Linked DNA regions of Homo sapiens: region 2 is linked to region 1. The links are chromatin loops, found by intact Hi-C in ENCODE. Cell type or tissue: ovary. All regions are shown on one strand.

Evidence for each region. Peaks named below come from ENCODE experiments on the same cell type or tissue, not always from the same donor. Only the 100,000 strongest peaks of a DNase experiment are listed, where the experiment ranks them.
Region 2: it touches region 1 in a loop (12-fold over the local background); 24 of 110 quality-filtered maps call a loop at or near these places.

The regions. Positions count from the first base shown.
Region 1 is chr18:23,824,821-23,827,320 of GRCh38, reverse strand. LAMA3 (laminin subunit alpha 3) reads right to left here. Exons shown (of 75, transcript NM_198129.4): 22 at 522-619; 23 at 1-7. Among named protein-coding and RNA genes, the nearest start is that of LAMA3, 140 kb to the right of the region's middle. In ovary, no CTCF peak of the experiment used is centred here; a DNase peak (open chromatin) is centred at 1,140.
Region 2 is chr18:23,886,544-23,889,043 of GRCh38, reverse strand. The region is part of intron 41 of LAMA3 (laminin subunit alpha 3); the gene reads right to left. Among named protein-coding and RNA genes, the nearest start is that of LINC02958, 95 kb to the left of the region's middle. In ovary, no CTCF peak of the experiment used is centred here; a DNase peak (open chromatin) is centred at 1,303.

The sequences.
Region 1 (2,500 bases):
TAAGCAACTTCAACAACAGCAACAACAATGGAATCAATAGTTACAACTGAGAACATCAAACGGAATATCAAAGTACATCCCCAAAGACTCTCAGTCATTCAGTTCACTCATTCATTCATCATCCTTCAATAAACTCTTATTAAGTGTCTGCTACAAGAATTAAGCAATAAATTTTCATCTGCATGGGGAAGAGAAGAAACAAAGGTCCACAAACCTGGCTTCTATTTTAAGCTCTTCCTCCCACCAGATGTATGACTGACCTTGAGGGCATTGACTTGGGCATGCATCAACATTCCCACATGCTGGAGGGTGGTAGCCACTCCTAAGCCAGCTATGGTGTGCAAAGTGCTTTGTGAATCTTACTTGAAGAACACAAGTAAGACATAGAGGAAGATAACAACTAATTATCCAGAGCATCATGCTGTCGTTGTGATCCTGAGACACCTCATGAAAGCTTGCATTAAAGGCTCCTAATTTAGAGGACCCCAATGATGCGGCTGCACCTTCTGCCCCACACTGACTTTTCTTGGGGAGGTCCTGCGTAGGCACATGGTTCTGTGACTGGCAGCTGCAGTACAGAGGCTTCATAGTAGTCCCTGGGGAGCAGCACCAGGTAATCCTAGAAAATAAAGACCAAAAGGAGAATCATTCATTTTGATGGTAGCCCTACTTTGGATAGAAAATAATCAAACATACTAGTTAAATCAATAATAACCAGGTGAAGTCGCTAGTTAAACTCTCCATATCAACTGCTTTGTTCTTCATCCCGACTCACCGAAACACAAAGAACCACTCATCAAAGATTCTTTATGTATCAGAGAGAAACTTGTCAGTGTGAACAGTTTTATTCTTCAAGTTTCAAGAGAGATTTTACTGTCTCTCCTTGGTTGTTTATAAATTCACAAATTAACAAAGATAATAAATTGTCAACTGATGAAATGTTCTGTGGAAATGCTGGTTGCCTTCAGCAGTACAGAACACTGAATGTGGATCACTTTCTACTCCCACACCCGAGTAACGCTCAACTGGCACGGTATAAAAAGCAATGCCTTGTGATCTTGGTGATTCACAGAATGGAACTGGCCTACTGCCTGTCCCAAGAAACGAGAGGAAGAACATGTTCCACTGAGTGTGCCAAACAAAGCCCACAACGTAAATTCAGCTAAGCAGCTCTTCAGGAAAGAGCAGAGCTGCAGGCTTCTGGGAGGTGAATGATTGACAGCCCCTAGCCGTCCTGACAGCAGCACATATCTGCAGAGGGAAGAGGGGAGGGCAAAGAGCTCATACACAGACCACAAAGCTTTTTCTCTCCTCAGACAGAAATGTATAGGAGGGGAAAAGTAAGAGATTGTGGCTGAGGGGACTCAGTAGGTTTAAATTTTAAAAGGGTTACTGTTCTACTAGTAAGTTTGCTGAGTTTGGGACCATGTCTCCTCTCTCCTCATGACTTTATAGTCTCACAGATAATAGAATAGTAAAGGTTGATCATAGGCACCCTTATGATGCCTAATGATAATGTCATTAGGCATCTTCCATGCCTAAACAGTAACTTTTATAATGAACTTCTACTTTCCGTGAGTCCAACTTTGTACCCGTTACTAGTATCAATGGAATTTTCCTCTGCCTCATTTCTACCATCTGTGAAACATTCTTGAACTTTTTTTTTTTTAAGCAATAAAGCTTCCTACTAAGAAGATGCAAGAAGAGCAGAGACCTTCTGATGTTCCTTTGTTGTCTTGAATGGAAAGAACAATCCCTCATGTTATCCTTGTAAGATCCCAATTTGGAAGGACCTATTAAGATAAGTATTGTCCCTGTTGTATGGAAGAAGCAACTGGCAGGACTGGAAGAGACAGGATTGGAATTAAGCGACTTTCCTAAGATTTGCTAACATGGCCAATAAACAGGGTTGTGCCTGAAGGAAAAGCTTTATGTTTTCCACTTGAGAGCATGAAATCAAGCTTTTCCCAAGGACTCTATTTTGAAAAGACCTTGCCATGAAGCAAAGCAGGCCTTAAAGCACATAGCAAAGAGGGCTGTCTCAGAGAACAGGTTTCATCCTTCCAACTCCCCATGGCTTCTCTGGCTATTCTATTAGGTGTTTGCAGACAAAGCCTTTCCTGAACAAAGAGTTCTCTGTTGTAGGCAATCTGTTTGGTGGGAATAAACCTGCTTTAGGTTTAACACAGAAGAAAGCAGAAAGAGTGTCATGGAGAAGCAGTGGCTCCTGTAGCCTCTTGCTTCTCTTTCCACCCCCAAGAACTTTACTGAAATCCATATCTGCTTGTCTTCTAGGTTATTCTTCCTTGGTTCTACACAATCTCCAGACAGTGTAGACAATAACCAGGTGAAGTTGCTAGTTCTTATGATGTGAGGCAATGAGTGCTAAAGTCTATACTTCTGACTCATGCTGGAAAATCCCATACAAGCTTTGGAAGGGTGAAGCCACATACTCATGAAGGCTTCGCATTTGTTCTGATAATTAAGAGTCTTTAGGAGA
Region 2 (2,500 bases), 62 kb before region 1:
GCCCTGAGCCTTTTTTATTCTAGATAGTATAGTAATGAGAACTCATTACTGGTTTACAAGTTTAAAGATCACATTTCCTTGATTCTTTGATTTTTTTTTTTTTTTAAAGTCAAATAAGCACATATTCATGCTCCTGGAGTTGGGATGTCAATTACAATATTTCCATTAATAAAGTTCCACTCCCCATCCAGTCACCCCCAAATTGTCATTAAACTGATGTGTGGTGTCTTATCATCAATTGACTTGATAGACTCAAGGGAATATGGTATTTACCTCATTTCCCCAAATTTAAGCACTGCATCAAAAAAAATTAGGCAATTCCAATACACGTTACCATGTACTTCCAATATACTTCACCAATGTATTACCATGGATACACTGTTGATATAATGTAAAGGATCAGTAAGATCTGGCTGGACTCCTATCTCTACTACTTACTAGTGTGATCTTGGGCTGTTGCTGTAACCCTCTGTGCTTCAGTTTCTTTACCGGTCCCCCCCACAGCCCCCATGAAAATATAAGCTCCATGAAGATGTGGAGTTTTGGGCTGTTTTGCTCACTGATATATCCCTACGGTCACCTGGCACATATTCATTCATTTGTTGAATGAATAAGTGAGTGGACTAATAATACCTATTTTGCTCAGTGAATATGAGATAATGTAATAAAGAATCTAGCGTAATATCTGCACATAACAGACAATGAAGGGTAGCTATCGTAATAAGACATGACAAAATATTCATCTTCTAATTGGCATCATTTGAAATTATTACAAGAAAGCAGAAGGCCCATGTATCCCCTAATAATCCAGAAGGTAACTAGGCTGAGGTGGCCTATTTAAGTCTACTAAGCAGGGTGGTCATATACTAATAATAGGGCTTTACTTTGTGACTGGCTTGGTATTCTACCTAACAGATCATGTTATGCAGAAGCTCTGTGTTCTAGAATACTTTATTTTTGATGTCTTTCTTACCTACATCTAAACTTCCCATGTAATAGATGCATAATTACAAAGTACCTTATATTTAAATCACAGAAATATTCAGGAAGTTCGATTCTACTTCTTCCTTACTCTTGCAAAGCATTACTTACTGGTTATAAGAAATAACTGGTTCTCTTATTCTCAATTTATGGCAGTGGCTAAACCCAAAGGACTGAAGTAAAACCTCCTGATTTCACGAATGACATTGGTACAACAAATAAAGAGCAGAAAATAGGCTTGTCTTGTGTGGCCCTGTGTGTCTGAGGGAGAAGAGGGGTAAGAGCATGCATGGGCTGGAAAGCCTTTGCGAAACCCTCCCCACAGCTGGCCACTCTGGCTTCTATCCAGCTAGTCTCCTGCATAATCTATATTCCTGCTTTTCACCCTTGACTGTCCTTGTGTTTATCATTGTGTAGTTAATCACTAGTGCCAGGAATGATGTCTGGGTGCTGTGTCTAACAAATGAAAAATGTTGACATAAAATGGCATTTATCCATGAAAAAGCTTCAAAAAATTTTTTAAAGAAATAATAGCTTGTTTTCTTGAGACATCAGATATAACAAACATCAGCTGAGAGAAGTACTGTTAATTAAAAATTTTGCCTGCCAAATGGATGTCTCACCGAGCCTGTTGCTGTTTAATGCTTCATTGTTTGTGAAGAGCCATAAAGAGGATGAAATTAGGACGCCTCTCCCAGGTGTTGGTCCCCTGTGGCTTTTAAACCTCAGAGCCTAGAATCCTTTCCCACTCCCCACATCCTTCCCTTCTCGCTGGTTGGATATACCTCCTAATTGCAGCTCAACTTAGCCCAGTTCTCCCATCTCTCGCTATTTTAATGGCATGTTTTGATGTCTGTCCACCACTGGACTGGAAAGCCCTTGAGGACACTGTCTGTGCTGTTTGTTAATGTGCCTCCAGTACTTAGCACTGTGCCAGACATATATATACTAGGACCTCCATACATTTTTCATTGAAAGAATAACTGAATAAGTGTAAGGCAAGTGTGAGAAATGCTCCTTTTGCTGAAATGGAAAATGGAAAACAGAAGAACCTTCCATTACCATCTTTTGCCATAGAATTGGGCTCCTTAGCTGCTGCTCAGTGTCCCCAGTCTAAGGCAGTCCCCACCTCCTACACATGGCAAGTGTCTTCCAGCCCCTTGGGCTTTTCTGCCTTGCTTCCCCAACCTAACCTGCCTCCCACTTCCATCTTCTGGCTCCACTGGGTTCTAGTAACCCCTTGGACCTACCAAAGTCCCACCTTATCCATAAACATTTCAGATAACCCCAGTCTAGGGTGGTTATGCCTTACTTGAAATCTGGTTGAATTCATTTTCCGGTTAAACAAAAATTAGTCAAACTCTTTTAAAGTTTAAACAAAACAATGTAAATTAAAATGATACACAATTTTTCTCTATCAAATTGGCTTTTTTTTTTCTGTTGCCCAGGCTGGAATGCAGTAGTGCGATCATAGCTCACTGCAGCCTCGAACTCCTGGGTTCATATGGTTCTCCTACCT